2 separate regions of the Homo sapiens genome follow, and region 1 is linked to region 2. The links are chromatin loops, found by intact Hi-C in ENCODE. Cell type or tissue: testis. All regions are shown on one strand. Each heading gives the region's core, and the rest is flanking DNA. Links, peaks and the distances in the headings are about the cores only. Region 1 holds the start of HLA-DQB1 (major histocompatibility complex, class II, DQ beta 1). Region 2 holds the start of HLA-DQB2 (major histocompatibility complex, class II, DQ beta 2).

Evidence for each region. Hi-C counts contacts between places; a loop is a spot of excess contacts. Peaks named below come from ENCODE experiments on the same cell type or tissue, not always from the same donor. Only the 100,000 strongest peaks of a DNase experiment are listed, where the experiment ranks them.
Region 1: a loop joins it to region 2, with 2.7 times the contacts of the local background. A loop is called at or near these places in 29 of 110 quality-filtered maps.

What each region holds. Positions count from the first base shown.
Region 1 is chr6:32,660,264-32,668,263 of GRCh38, reverse strand. It overlaps HLA-DQB1 (major histocompatibility complex, class II, DQ beta 1), which reads left to right and starts at 1,607. Exons shown (of 5, transcript NM_002123.5): 1 at 1,607-1,765; 2 at 3,197-3,466; 3 at 6,016-6,297; 4 at 6,807-6,917. The coding sequence starts at 1,657. It overlaps HLA-DQB1-AS1 (HLA-DQB1 antisense RNA 1), which reads right to left. Exons shown (of 2, transcript NR_133907.1): 2 at 7,535-7,909. RefSeq lists an enhancer at 3,317-3,844. In testis, for the core only: no CTCF peak of the experiment used is centred there; no DNase peak of the experiment used is centred there.
Region 2 is chr6:32,760,329-32,769,938 of GRCh38, reverse strand. HLA-DQB2 (major histocompatibility complex, class II, DQ beta 2) reads left to right here and starts at 6,407. Exons shown (of 6, transcript NM_001300790.2): 1 at 6,407-6,565; 2 at 8,013-8,279. The coding sequence starts at 6,469. In testis, for the core only: no CTCF peak of the experiment used is centred there; no DNase peak of the experiment used is centred there; H3K4me3 peaks cover 1,114 bases.

The sequences.
Region 1 (8,000 bases), core at 1-8,000, 100 kb after region 2:
ATTTGGTTCCTCCTTTATGCGTCCATCACAGCAGTGGAGACCCTCCTTAGACTGGGTTTACCCTGATCCTGAGTACACCACTGCTGCTGGACGCCCAGTGGCAACTTTCCCAGTCTCAGGTGCTCTAGAATTATGCACTGAATAATACAGAATATTGGAGTGGCTCAACGCTTTCATGTGCCACTATTGCAAACGTCTTGCTGTTGCCTCTTCCCTGCTTCTTTTTATCTGATAAACTTATATTCTGATTTTAGATTGTATTCTCTACTTTAAAAGCAGAACCTAACATTTTGGGAAAAGAAAGAGAGAAAGGGAGAGAAGAAGAGAAGTGGAGATATTTATTGTCTTGGTTGAGGTCAGAAGTAATGTTTGCCAGGCGTTGTTCTAATTGCTTTATAACCATTAGTATTGCCCCTAGTCACTGTCAAGAGGAGCCTGATAAGTTATGTTTATTTATAAAAACACATTGATGTAGATATGTCCATGAGGAACTGTTAAAAAAATAGAATTGAAAAAAAAACACATTGATACCTCTGCCATTTGGGATTTAATGTTTAGGGCTGGCACAGTACACTCTGTGACTCTAAACACTTTCTCCATCATTAGTACTATTCAGGACCCAGGAAATGCTTCTCCACAGGTTTTGTGCTCTCTCTTCAAAACGAAACATGACTGCATCCGAATACTGTAAAATTCTGTGTATTGTGCCTTTGCTGATATCAGATGCATCATTTCATGGTTCAGGGAGGATTTAAACAGCTGAAGAACTTAAAAAAGAAATGTCAACTTAATTAACTTTTCAAATACTTTCACTAGAAGAGCATAAATACAATATGTTCTTGCATAATGAAGAATCATTTACCAGCAGGGGTGGGTATCAATTTTTTTTTTTTGGCTTGTTTTCTTGTTCCACATATTAACCTGATAGTTACACATAACAGTTGAGGAGACTTTTGTAATATTAAACAAGACAAATTAATCTTAAATTTGTACATGTGAAGATCTAGATGTAAAATGCATGAAACATGACCCACATTTTATAAAGAGAAGCCTGGGGCAAAAATAAATTCAGTAATTTGTTGACTCTTCTAAAGCACATTAGTGGTGGAACTGCAACTTACCATTATTTCCTTCTAAGAACTTTGCTCTTCTCCCCAGGACTTAAGGCTCTTCAGCGTGTCTAAGACAACAGCAGTAAAAATTTCTGTGACAGCAATTTTCTCTCCCCTGAAATATGATCCCCACCTAATTTGCTTTATTAAAAATCCCAAGTATAATAACAACTGGTTTTTAACAATATTACAGAGATGTTTACTGTTGAATCGCATTTTTTTCTTTTGCCTCTCAAAATCCCCGAGGCATTCGTTCTTCAGCTCTTCTATAATCGAGAGGAAATTTTCACCTCAGATGTTCATCCAGTACAATTTGAAGACGTCACAGTGCCAGGCACTGGATTGAGAACCTTCACAAAAAAAATGTCTGCCCAGAGACAGATGAGGTCCTTCAGCTCCAGTGCTGATTGGTTCTTTTCCGAGGGACCATCCAATCCTGCCACTCACGGAAACATCCACAGGTTTTTATTCTTTCTGCCAGGTACATCAGATCCATCAGGTCCGAGCTGTGTTGACTACCACTGCTTTTCCCTTCGTCTCAGTTATGTCTTGGAAGAAGGCTTTGCGGATCCCCGGAGACCTTCGGGTAGCAACTGTCACCTTGATGCTGGCGATGCTGAGCTCCCTACTGGCTGAGGGCAGAGACTCTCCCGGTAAGTGCAGGGCAGCTGCTCTCCAGAGCCGCCACTCTGGGAACAGGCTCTCCTTGGGCTGGGGTATGGGGGATGGTGATCTCTATGATCTTGGACACAATCTTTCATCAACATTTCCTCTCTCTTGGGAAAGAAAGCTATGTTGCATTCCCATTTATCTTTTAGTGATGAGATGAGGACAATCCAATCCCCATCCTACAGGCTTAAGCCTGGAAGAGGAGGAGAGAGGAGAGAAAGAGGAGATAAAGTGTACATTTACTACCAGCGATAGGACAAAGTGAGCATGGGGTTATTTTTGAAGATATGAATTTCTCCAAAGACACAGCAGGATTTGTCATTTAGGCGTGCCCCAAGACTGCCTGGACTTAGGATTATGAGATCCTGCATTGGAAAATGTGAGGCAGCAATGGTGTCTGTAGTCTCTGTATTTGAGGAAAATTTGTCTCTATTCCTGACCGAGTGGAGCATTTGTGGAGGCAAAATCTTGGTGCTGAGGGAAGCTGACTGGCTGACCACAGAGAGGGAGTCTTCGGGTTTCACTGATTTATGGGCAAATGGTGACTTGAGTGGGATTCAGAGACCCGAGTTAATGGTGGACTGAATTTAGTAGGAAGGAGGATGTAAAGAAGGGAAATAACACATATTGTGAAACCACTCACTTCAGACAGAACAATACTTTATATAACTTCTCTCTCACTCCTTCTAACATCCTGTGTGTAGATATCATGATTTTCTTTTACACAATTATACTTGTGATATGGATATTCTGTTACATAACCTGCCCAAACTGGTGACTGCCACAGTTTAATTGGAATCTAGTTTATCAAATTCAAAAGCTTGTGCTCTTTCCATGAATAAATGTCTCTATCTAGGACTCAGAGGTGTAGGTCCTTTCCAACATAGAAGGGAGTGAACCTCAACGGGACTTGGGAGGGTAAATCTAGGCATGGGAAGGAAGGTATTTTACCCAGGGACCAAGAGAATACGCGTGTCAGAACGAGGCCAGGCTTAATTCCTGGACCTATCTCGTCATTCCGTTGAACTCTCAGATTTATGTGGATAACTTTATCTCTGAGGTATCCAGGAGCTTCATGAAAAATGGGATTTCATGCGAGAACGCCCTGATCCCTCTAAGTGCAGAGGTGCATGTAAAATCAGCCCGACTGCCTCTTCGCTGGGTTCACAGGCTCAGGCAGGGACAGGGCTTTCCTCCCTTTCCTGGATGTAGGAAGGCAGATTCCAGAAGCCCGCAAAGAAGGCGGGCAGAGCTGGGCAGAGCCGCCGGGAGGATCCCAGGTCTGGAGCGCCAGGCACGGGCGGGCGGGAACTGGAGGTCGCGCGGGCGGTTCCACAGCTCCAGGCCGGGTCAGGGCGGCGGCTGCGGGGGCGGCCGGGCTGGGGCCTGACTGACCGGCCGGTGATTCCCCGCAGAGGATTTCGTGTTCCAGTTTAAGGGCATGTGCTACTTCACCAACGGGACGGAGCGCGTGCGTCTTGTGACCAGATACATCTATAACCGAGAGGAGTACGCGCGCTTCGACAGCGACGTGGGGGTGTACCGCGCGGTGACGCCGCAGGGGCGGCCTGATGCCGAGTACTGGAACAGCCAGAAGGAAGTCCTGGAGGGGACCCGGGCGGAGTTGGACACGGTGTGCAGACACAACTACGAGGTGGCGTTCCGCGGGATCTTGCAGAGGAGAGGTGAGCGTCGTCGCCCCTCCGTGAGGCCCACCCTTGGCCGAGACCCCGAGTTTCTGTGCCGGGAGGGGCGATGGGGGCGAGGTCTCTGAAATCTGAGCCCAGTTCATTCCACCCCAGGGGAAAGGAGGCGGCGGCGGGGTGGTGGGGGCAGGTGCATCGGAGGGGCGGGGACCTAGGGCAGAGCAGGGGGACAAGCAGAGTTGGCCAGGCTGCCTAGTGTCCCCCCCAGCCTCCCCGTCCGTCGGCCTCGTCCTCCGCTCTGCACGTTTCTCGCCTCGTGCCTTATGTGTTTGCCTCCTCGTACCTTACCTTCGCTAAGCAGTTCTCTCTGCCCCCAGTGCCCACCCTCTTCCCCTGCCCGCCGGCCTCGCTAGCACTGCCCCACCCAGCAAGGCCCACGTGCGCAGCTTGCGCCGCAGGAAGCTTCAGGCTTGGCCTGGTGGAGTTAGGGCTGCCCCACAGCTGCGCGCAGGGCATCCAGCAATTACAGTTGCGAAATAAGATATTTTGACTTTTTGGCTTCAAATCATTATTCATCGTAATTCTGTTTTCTTAAATGGCTACCACTAATGGCGGAGATCTTTGAGGCGAGAGACTGTTTAATTATTGCATGCCTGGTACCTGACACATTGACTGGTATGTGGTGTGAGCTCAATGATCTTCTGTTAAATTCATGAATAAATGTACTCAGCTGCCAATCCAGTTAGGTTCAAGAAAAAAACAGAGGCTTACAAATGAACTTTATCAATTATTTTCTAACATTTTGCTTAATGCTTTCAAGTAAACTCTTACTGACTTGGATCTTAATAGAATTTGTGAATACAAAGTCTGAGGAAAATGTGTTTGCTAAAAATAAAAACAATGCTTGAATGATGTTGTAAGGCAGAGTTTTAATTTCTTAGAAAAGCTGAACAAATAGCACTATGCAAAGATCAGAAGTTTGGGAATAAATAGGTTGAAGCTATTAAATTATTGGATAAAAATAGTTTCAGGTTGCTTTTGGCCTAGGTTATCCCCTCCCCCCCATCACTATCCACTTCAGGAATAAACATTCTGAAAGTCAATTTTACCCATTCAGGAAGCACTTATTTCTAGACAGTTGCCTTATCAAATACCATCTATGTTATGTCATTTAATCTCACAGCTACCTGTGCATTAGAGATTAGCATCACCACTTTATATATCCTAATATTGGTACATGATAAACACTTTAAGTAATCAGCCCACAATTACTCACCAAGATCTTAAGCCTCCCAAAGTACACAACATTCTTATGTTCCTCACTACACATATGTAGAGTCTAAGGGATGTAAGGCCTTGTTAAAGCCAGTTTTGACCAGAAGCAGCAATGAGTCTATTCCTGTTTGTTCTGTGTGTTAATGCGGCATTGAAAATTCATGATTAATCAATCCCTAGTCTGACCCCGGTGTTATCTATGCAGGTTCACAAAACTTTTAGTTTGCTTTACACTCCCTTGCCTTCTTTTGACTCACATCCTAATGCCAGCAAGTACTTATATTTTTGCTATTTCAGTTTTATTTCCATAAAATTTATTTTATCATCTTTTCTCATAAATTTGTGCCCTCTATTTTTACTCCCAGTCTGTTGAAGATGAACAAATCTTATAAGGCCACATAGCTGACTCTGATTTCAGTTGGCCTCCAGGAAGGAGAACCTAAAGAAAAGTTCAAGTCCAAGCAGAAACCATGATTCCTTCCGGATGATGGCTCAAGAGTGCCATTTAATTGGGGTGCCACCTGCTGACCTCAGCAAATCCCAGTTATATGTATATGTTCACATTACAGGCTCATTAGCCCAGGCCGACCTCTGCACGGATCTCAGAATATTTTCTGTGGAGAACATACACGATAATGTCTGATTTCAGAACAAGAAAGTAATTGTCAATAGCAAGGAAATGGAGTAGGGTAGACAGCTAGTAATTAAACTCACTTGTGCGTTAAAAAGAAATTAAGGAAAAAAAGAAAATGAGAGAACATATTACTAAATAAAGAAAGCACACATTAAATATTTGCTATAGTTTCACACTAAGAGAATAAAGGAAATGTGATAAAGTGGCCTAAAAGGAAAGGATGAGATGTGTAAAAGAGGCGGGGAAAGATGTGTCATTTTTTTTACTATGAGCAGCAATCTGAGAAGATAAAGGAATTGAGTTGTGGACAAACATGATGTTTGATCAAGGGTTATTTGTTTTGAAGGCCTGCCTACTTTTTTTTCAAATATTACAAACTTTTGAAATAACATTCTACTTTTTTTTCAAATATTACAAACTTTTGAAATAACATTCTTTTTGTTTTTTGCTGTCTGTTACTAGATTGCACATTCTATAAATGCAGGGACCATAGTATGTTATTTATCTTTGAATTCTCAGTGATTGTCAAATTTATATTTGTTGAATGAACCTTAATCCAAGACTTCGACTCCAGGTATCTTTCCACTCTGGTCCAAGGAGGGATCCTTCCTCATGGTAGACGTGGTGTGTGTTCTCACATCTCACTCCTATGTCTTTTCCTGTCTGTTACTGCCCTCAGTGGAGCCCACAGTGACCATCTCCCCATCCAGGACAGAGGCCCTCAACCACCACAACCTGCTGGTCTGCTCGGTGACAGATTTCTATCCAGGCCAGATCAAAGTCCGGTGGTTTCGGAATGATCAGGAGGAGACAGCCGGCGTTGTGTCCACCCCCCTTATTAGGAATGGTGACTGGACTTTCCAGATCCTGGTGATGCTGGAAATGACTCCCCAGCGTGGAGATGTCTACACCTGCCACGTGGAGCACCCCAGCCTCCAGAGCCCCATCACCGTGGAGTGGCGTAAGGGGATATTGAGTTTCTGTTACTATGGGCCCACAAGACAAAGAGCTCCTTCTGACCCATTCCTTCCCATCTCTTATCCCTGATGTCACTACTGAGCTGGGAATCACAGGAGACTAGAGCACCTCTTGCTCCATGGCAAGTGCATCAGAAGAATCCTGGTCTCATCACCTTTCCAGATGCTAGGGAAATTACTCTACATACTGTTGCTCTGAATCCCAGTCCTGATAGCTCTGAGGGACTGATTCTTAGGGCTGGTGACTGGGATCTTAGGGTCTAAGGTTATGGATGAGTTCTTGAAGAGCAGAGATTTGCTTCCCCACTCTCTCACCTATTCACTGTATCCAAGGACCTATTGGCTGGTCTTTCCCCTCCTTAGGGGTGGTCTGAATGGAGAACTAGGTTCCTTTGATGCCTTCACCTTCTGCACCTCAGACTGGACTTCAACTCCTCAGCAGGGATGCTATGGGGTGTGGGGACAAACACAGACACTCAGTTCTGCTCTTTAGGGGCTCAGTCTGAATCTGCCCAGAGCAAGATGCTGAGTGGCGTTGGAGGCTTCGTGCTGGGGCTGATCTTCCTTGGGCTGGGCCTTATCATCCGTCAAAGGAGTCAGAAAGGTGAGGAACCCCAGGGGAAAAGGGGAAGATGGGCTGTGACCCAGACCCTCTGTTCAGAGTGGTCCTGTCTGTAGATTAGCTCTTTCCTCCTGACCCTGAGAAGAAGTGCGAGGAGACAGGACAAGATGGGAGGAGGCATTGGAATCTGATTTTACTGGTTGAAAGGTAGCGCTGTCACAGAGCTGACTGATAGAGCTTATTCCAGGGCATCCTTACCATTCATCATTGTCTCACTGGCTCCTTTCCAAAAGCTTCCTCCATTAAGAGGGTCAGAGCCTCAGCTTCCTTTCTTTCTAGTGACAATTTCCTTTGTTTTAGGGGATTTTAAATTAGGGTGCTGAAGGCCTGGAAGAACATGGGTGGGAAGAGAATGTAACTCTAAGTCATGTGTGTCATTTTCCTTTGGGGTGAGAGAGTGGCTGTTTGTGTAATGAGACCTTTCTCTGCATAACTTCCTTTTGTAAGACCTCAAGGGCCTCCACCAGCAGGTAATATTTCAGCCATGATCCAGTGTGGGGAGGCACAGGTATAAGAGGGAAGAGCATGAGCTGAGTGTACCTGACCACAGTGGTCCATGTTCATGGCCTATTTGCTGCTATGAGGATCAAGACTTAGGGGAGAAGTTTGCCAGTTTCTAGGAATCTCCAGACATTGTTCCCCAGAACCAAGCCTTAACTTTGGTGGCATCTTCTTGTGAAATGTGGAGCCAGAACCACAGCTTAAATGTTAGACACTAGGATGATGCCCACTTTGTGCCACATGATGGTGGCTACTGCCTGTAAGCATTTTCCAGTGACTGAAAGAGGCTGCTAGTGGTCGGGAAGAGATATCATCCAATTTCCTAAAAAGACTGAACCCTTCATATTCCCCAGAAGAATAACAGCTGTTCCCCACCTCCCACACATCTGCATCAAGCTGAAGTTCTGTGTCCTCATGAGCTGATTTCACCTTTGCACAGATCTTGGGGGAGGTGATGACAATACACCCTGGACCTCAACTTTCTCTGTCTGAAGCTGCAGGGGGCCCCTGAAGGGTGGGGGAGATGGCAGGCCCACCAGGATACCCTGTGCTGATCAATGCTCT
Region 2 (9,610 bases), core at 1,611-9,610:
AATGTGGTACAGCCCTGGGAAGAATCAGTGAGTTTGAAATAGATCAATAAAAATTACCCAGAGTGAAACACAAAGAGAGAAAGAGAGTAAAAGTACATTAAAAAAATAAGCCTGGCACAATGTTTCACATCTGTAATCTCAGCACTTTGGGAGGCTGAGGTGGGAGGAATGCTTGAACCTAAAGAGCAGCCTGGGCAACATAAGGAGACCTTGTCTACAAAGAGAGAAAAATTAAGTGGGCAAGCATGGTGCTGGTATTCCCAGCTACTCAAGAGGCTAAGACGGGAGGACTGCCTGAGTTGGGGGCGAGGGTGGGGGATGAAGTGAGCTGTGATCGCACCACTGCATTCCAGCCTGGGCAACAGAGTGACACCCTGTCTCAAAACAAACAAACAAACAAACAAACAAACAAACAAAGGTGATGTAACCATTCAATACAGCACTGCAGCTCTTGGATGCTCTGTTTTGTTTTTCCCCTGCTCTTCTTTTCTCTTTGTATTTCACATTGGGTAATTTTTATTAGGTATCTTATTGAATTAGTTTGTTAAAAGATAAACACATTATTTCGGTTGGCTTTGCTTTTTTAACATTATATTTTGAAATAATTGTAGATTCAAAGGGAGTTACCAAGATAGAACAAAAAGATTCTGTATAGCCTTCATCCAGTTTTCCCCAATTGTAACATCTTACATAACTAAAGTGCAATATCAAAACCAGGAAATTATCCTGACATATATAGTCAAACGATTTTCAACAGGAGTGCCAGGGCCATTAAATGCGGAAAGGACAGCCTTTTCAACAATGGTGCTGGGAAAACTGGAAGTCCACATACAAAAGAATGAAACTGGACTCTTACCCTACATTATAGACAAAATGAACTCAAAATGAATCAAAGACCTAAATGTGAAAACTAAAACCATAAAACTCTTAGAAAAAAAATAGGGAAAATCTTCATGATATTTGATTAGGCAATGATTTCTTGGATATAACACCGAGGGCATAGGCAAGAAATGAAAAAAATATATATAAATTGGACTCCATCAAAATTTACAACTTCTAATTGAGGCATGGAAAACTAAATACCATATGTTTTGATTTGTAAGTAGGAGCTAAGTGGGTACTAAGCTATGGGTACTCAAAGGCATACAGAATGGTATAAAGGACAATGGAGAGTAAGAAATTGGGGAGGATGGGAAGGAGGGTGAAGGATAAAAAACTACATATTGAGTACAATGCACACTACTCAGGTAACAGGTTCACTAAAATTCCAGGCTTCACCACTATACAATTCATCCATATAACAAAAAACCACTTGTAACCTAAAAGCTATTGAATTAAAATTATATTAAAAATTAAAAAAAATTATTATTGAGCATCTACTATGTGTTCAAAACTATTTTAGATGCTATATATTTGCCACTTCATTTAATCCTTGGCATTACTCTATGGAATAGATAATATTCTCATTTTGCAGTTAAAGAAACTCATACTCAGAGAGATTAACTTGGATTTATGAGCAATGTTGACATTATAAAGTAGAGGCAGGAAGACCAGTTAGGATGCTTTTGCAGAAATTAACTTGAGTGGAATTGTCGGTCTGTGAGAATAGAAAATGAATCTTTTGGGAAGATTCTACAATGTTATTGTTTTTGCATAAGTGACTTTTTCCTCTACTCCCTCTTTTCACATGTAAAATGTAGATTTACTGAGGCTAATCAGACTCACAAGAATGTAACCACTTGTGTCATTGCCTACCTTCCCTCCTTTTTTTTTTTTTTTCCTCTCTCTTTCCCTTCCTGCTTACTCTTTCTTTTTAAACATTGAAGTTCTCAAAACCCTCTTTGGAATAAGCATTGATCACAGATGCTCCTGTGATTCGTGTTTTTCCCAGGTGCATCCTGAACCTTGGCAAAATAAACCTCTAATTGATTGAGACCTGCCTCAGTCACTTTTCGGCTTACACCAGGATTTCTTTCTTTTTAAAGCCTGAATAGAATTCCATTGTGTATACATACATTATCTTTACCCATTCATCTGCTGAATGACACAGGTTGATTTCATACCTTGACTATTGTGCATAATGCTGCAATGAACATGGGAGTGTGGATATATTTTCAACCTACTGATTTAAAATCCTTTGTCTGTATCCTGGAAGTGGGATTGCTACATCATATGGCAGTTCTATTTTAACTTTTTGAAGAACCTTCATAATGTTTTCCCTAGTGGCCATACTAATTTACATTCCCACCAACAGTGTGCAAATGTTCCCTTATCTCCACGTCCTTGTTAACACTTGTTATTTTTTGTCTTTTTGATAATAGTCATCCTGAAAAGCATGGATTGATATGTCATTGAGGTTTAAATTGAATATCTTAAGTTTTCCTATTTGAGGATATGAGTAGTCTCCCCAAAATATTACTGCTAATGTTGCTTTTTTGCATGAACCATGACCTTGAGCTGAGCTGGACACTTGAATTCTTGAGTACTTGGACATGAGCTTAAATAGGACTGAAATATTTTTTACATACCTGAATATTAGTTCTTCTCTCTACTGGTAAGAACTTGTAGAAGAAGACATTATAAAGATCTCATAGAGAGATATTTAAGGTTTGTCTGGGAATGAAGGCACATGATGACTACAAATCTAGAAGCTGGGGAAGAGTTGTCTCTGGAAATATCCCAGGCATTACTAGGGAACCAGAAGTAGAGACGAACAGATATGTTGCAAAGAGTGACATGTGTAGGTTAGCTCTGGGTGATGAAATCGTCAGTGGTCCAGCTGAGGTGATGCATGGATGAGATTGACTGGAAGAAGAAACCTGTAGAAACAGATCAGGAAACAAAGCTCCGTTGTACACACGTCCATAGCAGGCAGCCTGGGTTTTCGTCCCAGTCTTCTTCTGTTTTCAAGGGCCATTTCCATACTGCATGAGAAGCCATGAGACTGGTGGGCTCTGGACTCCTGTGCCAGAGATCACTCACCTTCCCCATTTCCCCCAAGTGTCCCAAATGCCTTGTATCATCTGATTTTCTATCTTCCTGCTAAAGCTTTTCCCATACTCCTAGTCCTTCACCCTGCGGTATCCTCCAAGTCCTTACCTGACTTCCACTATGGAGTCTCCCCATGGTTACTTGCTTGAAGGAGGCACTGTTTGAGCACAGCCTCTGAATGCTACAGACTCTCTCTTCAGACTTTCTAAATTGTCATTTTAAAGAGATAACTGTTTAAAGAGAAAAGGCCTACCTTATATGTGTCATGAAAAATTCATGTAACCGGTTACCTAAAAGTTGATATAAGAGAAATATGTAAGTAGCTTCACAAGGTTTTGAAAAATTTGGAGATAATTACTTGATAAATTTTTATTAAAGGAAAATGATATTCTGGGGCCGTATTTCTAATTATGTTACCACTGGCATTAAGGAGGCCACAGAACCTTTCTGACTCTACAGTGTTTCTTGATTCTGGAAGTAATTGCAGGACAGAGTCCTGGATAACCCTTCTGGTGACAGGATGACTCCTGTGTTTACATTCAACTGCACTGACCAGGCACAGATTCTAAGAGATGCTGACCAGGGAAGATGATTTCTCCCTTGATTCCACAAAGAAGGAGTCCACAACCTTTTTCTGCCCTGAAAGAAGAGACAATGTGCCCTGGGGAGAGTCTCCCTAGTGTAACCTTGACCCATAATAACAGCAGTGTCTTTATCCCATCTTCCCACATGGGGTGCGTGTGGTCTCATCCTAAGCGCTCTGTCCCCACAGAGGCCGGGTGGGTGATTTGGGCGAGGCATTCAGAATCAGGATGCTTGTCTGAGTTGCCTTCCTCTGGCCAGGCCAATAGTGGCTGCCCTGAGTAATGGAGCAGGGATAGGAACATTGCAAAGAACTGTAGAGAAGGCTGGATCAGGGGGACACAACTGGCAGAAGCCCCAAACCAAAGCCTTTTAGATTAGGTGTTTTTTTTTTGTTTTGTTTTGTTTTGAGACAGAGTTTTGCTCTTGTCCCCCAGGCTGGAGTGCAATGGAGTGCAGTGGTGCGAACTCAGCTCACTGCAACCTCTGCCTCCTGGGTTCAAGCGATTCGCCTGCCTCAGCCTACTGAGTAATTGAGATTACAGGCATGCACCACCACACTTGGCTAATTTTTTTTATTTTTGGTAGAGACGGGTTTCACCATGTTGGCCAGGCTGGTCTCAAATTCCTGACCTCAAGTGATCTGCCTGCCTTGGCCTCCCGAAGCGCTAGAAAATTACAGGGGTGAGCCACTGCACCTGGCCTCAGATGAGGTTTTAGCCAGTCAGAAAATGGCTCTAAGCTGACACTTTCGTTGCTAGTTGAAAAGTCTGTGTGGCCAGGTGTGGTGGCTCACACCTATAATCCCAGTGCTTTGGGAGGCCGAGGTGGGAGGATTGCTTGAGGCCAGGACATTGAAACCAACCTGGGCAACATAGCAAAATCCTATTTCTATAAAAAATTTTTAAAAAATTAGACAGAATGGCGGTGTGTGCCTGTACTCCCAGCTACTTGGGAGGCTCAGACAGGAGGATCACTTGAGCCTAAGAGGTTGAGGCTGCAGTGTGCCATGATCATGCCAGTGTACTCCAGCCTAGGTGATAGAGCCAGACCCTGTCCCTAAAAAAGAAAAGAAAAGAAAAAAGGAAAATAAAAAAAAAGGAAAAGAAAAGAAAAAAGTCTGTTTGAAGAGGCCCATGAGACTGGGGAGTCCCTAGGTTTGACGTAGACTTTGCCTCACAGCCCCAGAATAAACCTGAGGGAAGCTTCTCCCTTTGAACAGGAAGAAGGGGTGGGCCAGAGGCCTCTATTCTGAGGGACGCTGAGGTGGGGACTGAGAGGACATTGAGGGCATCTTCAGGTCCCTCTCTGCCTATTCTTTCTTGCCCCCAGTTCCGTTCTAGGTCTGAGTTTGATGTTCCTCCTTTATGCTTCCATCGCACCAGTGGAGACCCTCCTTAGACTGGGGGTTACCCTGATCCTGAGTACACCACTGCTGCTAGAAGCCCAGTAACAACGTTCCCAGTCTCAGGTGATCTAAATCTATGCACAGAATAATACAGAATATTAGAGTGGCTCAATGCTTTCATGTGCCACTATTGCAAACCTCTTGCTACCGTCTCTTCCCTGTTTCTTTTTACCTGGTAAACATATTCTGCTTTTAGATGCTCTCTATCTTCTACTTTACTAATATACAGGGAAGAGTGGGAGGAAGGGAGACAAGAAGAGAGGTGGAGATATTTATTGTCTTGGTTAGGATTACCAGTAATGTTTGTCAGGCATTGTTTTAATTGCTTTATAACCATTAGTACTATCCCTAGCCATGGGCAACGTAAGCCTGATAAGTAAGAAATTTATTTATAAAAACACATTGGTACCTCTGCCATTTTGGATTTGATGTTTAGGGCTGGCCCAATATGACCTGTAACTCTAAACATTTGCTCCATCATTAATACGATTCAGCCCCCAGGAAATTCTTCTTCACAGCTTTTGCTCTCTATCTTCAAAACTAAATGTGACTGTGTCTGAATACTGTAAAATTTGTGTATTGTGCCTTTGCTCATATCAGATGCACCTGTTTCATGGTTCAGGGAGGATTTAAGCAGCTGAAGAACTTACAAGAGAAAAGTCAACAAATACTTTCACTCGAAGAGCATGAATGCAATACCTTCTTGCATAATAAAGAATCACTTGCCAGTAGGGCTGGGTGTCAACTTTTTTTTTTCTTGTTCCTCCTATTAGCCTGATAGTTACACATAACAGTGGAGGAGGCTTTTGTAATATTAAACTAGTCATATTAATGTTAAATTTTTATATGTGAAGATCTAGATGTAAAATGCATAAAACATGATCCACATTTTGCAAAGAGAAGCCTGGGGGTGAAAAGGAGTTCAGTAATTTGTTGACTCTCATAAAGCACATTAGTGGTAGAACTGCAACTCACCATCATTTCCTTCTAAGAACTTTGCTCTTCTCACCAAAACTTAAGGCTCTTCAGAGTGTCTAATAGAAGTGAACATTTCTGTGACAATTTTCTGTTCCCTGAAATATGATCCTCACTTAATTTGCCCTACTAAAAATCCCAAGTGTAAGAACAATAGGTTGTAAGATGTCTACTCTTGAATCACATTTGTCTTTTGCTTCTTAAAACCCCTAAGCCATTCAATCTTCAGCTATTCAGAAATCTTCACCTCAAATGTTCATCTAGTGCAATTTGAAGAAGAAACAGTGCCAGGCATTGGAGTGAGAATCTTCACAGAAAAACGTCTGCCCAGAGGCAGATGAGGTCCTTCAGCTCCAGTGCTGATTGGTTCCTTTCCTAGGGACTCCCCAATCCTACCACACATGGAAACATCCAGAGGTTTTTATTCTTTCCGGCAGGTACATAAGATCCATTAGGTTTGAGCTGTGTTGACTACCACTGCTTTTTCCTTGGTCTCACTTACGTCTTGGAAGATGGCTCTGCAGATCCCTGGAGGCTTTTGGGCAGCAGCTGTGACCGTGATGCTGGTGATGCTGAGCACCCCAGTGGCTGAGGCCAGAGACTTTCCCAGTAAGTGCAGGGCAGCTGCTCTCGAGAGCCACCACTGTGGGAACAGGCTCTCCTTGGGTTGGAGTATGGGGGATGGTGATCTCCATGATCTCAGAACACAGTCTTTTATCACCATTTATTCTTTTTGGGAAATAGAGCTATGTTGCATTTTTATTTCCACCTTATAATGGGTGAGGTGAGGATAATCCAACCCCAATCCCACAGGTTTAAGCCTGAAGGAGGAGAGAGGAAAGAGGAGACAAAGTGTGCATTCACTACCTGTGACAGGACAAAATGACCATGGCACTCCACGGTTATGCATTTCCCCAAAGATATGCATTTCCCCAAAGACACAGTAGGATTTTTCTGCACTGGGAAAATGTAAGGCAGCAATGGTGTCTGTAGTCTCTGTATTGGAGGTAAAGGAGTCTATACTACTGACTCGAGTGGAGAGTTTGTGGAGGCAAACTCTTAGTACTGAGGGAAGGTGACTGGATGACCACAGACAGGGAGTCTTACTTTGGGTTTCACTGATTTATGGGCAAAAGGTGACTTGAGTGGGATTCAGGGACCTGAGTTGATGGTGGACTGAATTTAGTATGATAGGAAGGAGGAAGTAAAGAAGGGAAATAATACATATTGAGAAACCACTCCATTCAGACACAGGACAGTACTTTCTATAAATCCTCTCTCACTCCTCCTAACATCCTATGTGTAGGTATCATGATTTTCCTTTTATGTAATTATACTTGTGATATGGATATTCTGTTAAGTAACCTGCCCAAGCTGGTGATTGACTCAGTTTAATTGGACCCTATAGAATTCAAAAGCTTGGGCTCTTTCCATGAATAAATGTTTCCTTCTAGGACTCCGGAGGTGTAGGTCCTTTCTAACACAGAAGTGAGTGAACCTCACAGGGCACTTGGGCGGGTATAGCAGAAAGAGAGTAAATCCAGGCATGGGTTTACTTGGTCTCTTGCCCAGGGACCAAGAGAATACTTACATCAGGATGAGAACAAGCTTAATTCCTGAACCTTTCTCGTTATTCCCTTGAACTCTCAAATTTATGTGGATAACTCTGTCTCCGAGATTCCCAAGAGCTCCATGGAAAATGGGATTTCATACGAGAACGCCCTGATCTAAGAGCAGAGGTCAATGTTGAATCGGTCCGACTGCCCTCTTCACTTGGTTCACAGGCTCAGGCAGGGACTGGGCTTTCCCTCTTACCTCCCTAAAGGAAGGCAGATTCCCGAGGCCCTCAGAGAGGGCGGGCAGGGCTGGGGCAGAGATGCCTCGAGGATCCCAGGTCCGGAGCACGAGGCACGGGCCCAGCCAAGAACTCAATTTCGCGTGGACGGGTTTCGCAGCTGCTGGCCGGGTCAGGGCAGCGGCTGAAGGGTGCGGTCCGGCTGGGGGCTGGGGCTAGGGCCGTGCTGGGGCCTGACTGACCCGCCGTGATTCTCCGCAGAGGATTTCTTGGTCCAGTTTAAGGGCATGTGCTACTTCACCAACGGGACAGAGCGCGTGCGCGGTGTGGCCAGATACATCTATAACCGCGAGGAGTACGGGCGCTTCGACAGCGACGTTGGGGAGTTCCAGGCGGTGACCGAGCTGGGGCGGAGCATCGAGGACTGGAACAACTATAAGGACTTCTTGGAGCAGGAGCGGGCCGCGGTGGACAAGGTGTGCAGACACAACTACGAGGCGGAGCTGCGCACGACCTTGCAGCGGCAAGGTGAGCGTCGTCGTCCTTCCGCGGGGCTCACCCTTGGCCGGGGCCCGAGTCTCTTGCGCACAGAGGGGCGAGGACGGCGCGGCCTCAAGGACCGAGCCCTGATCCATCCCAGGGTACAGGAAGGTGGCGGGGATTTGGAGGCTGGGGTAGTATCGGAGGGGCGGGGATCTAGGGCAGAGCAGGGGGATGCACAAAAGCATCCCTTAGTTCCCTGCAGGGTTGGGTTAGGCTGCCCAGTGTGTCCCCAGCCTCCCCGTCCATCGGCCTTGTCCTCTGCTCTGCATGTTCTTGCCTTGTGCCTTATGCGTTTGCCTCCTCGTGCCTTACCTTCGCTAAGCAGTTCTTTCTGCCCGAATGCCCGCCCTCTTCCCCTGCCCGTCCGCCCCACTAGCACTGCCCCACCCAGCAAGGCCCACTTGCACAGCTCGCGCCGCAGGAAGCTTCAGGCTTGGCCTGGTGGAGTTAGGGCTGCTCCACAACTGCGCGCAGGGCATCCAGCAATTACAGTTGTGAAATAAGATATTTTAACTTTTGGCTTCAAATTATTATTCATCGTAATTCTGTTTTCTTAAACGGCTCTCATTCATGGCGGAGCTCTTTGAGGTGAGAGTGTTTTAATCATTGCATGCCTAGTACCTGACTCGTGGACCGGCATGTGGTATGAGCTCAATGATCTTCTGTTAAATTAATGAATAAATGTACTCAGCTGCCCATCCACTTAGGCTCAAGGGAAAGCAGAGGATAAATAGAGCCTTAAAGATGGACTTTATCAATTATTTTCTATTATTTTGCTTAATGCTGTAAACTCTTATTGACTTGGATCTTAGTAAGGTTTGTGAATGCAGTCTGGGGAAAAAGGTGTTTGCTGAAAATAAAAACAACGCTTGAATGGTGTTATAAGGCAGTTTTAATTTCTTAGAAAAGCTGAACAAATGGCACAATGAAAAGAGCAGAAGCTTTGGAATACATAGATTGAAGCCACTAAATTATTGAATAAAAATAGTTTCAGGTTGCTTTTGGAGTAGATTTTCTCCCTCCCCCCATCACTATCCACTTCAGGCATAAACATTCTGAACGTCAATTTTACCCACTTAGTGAGCACTTATTTCTAGACAATTGCCTTAGCAAACACCATCTAAGTTATGTCATTTAATAGCACAGTTACCTGTGCATTAGAGATTAGCATTGCCACTTTATATATCGTAATATTGGTACATGATAAACACTTTAAGTAATCAACCCACAGTTATGCACCAGGACCTGAAGCCTCCCCCAAATACACAGCATTCTTTTATGTTCTTCAATACTCGTCTACACAGCCTAAGGGAAGT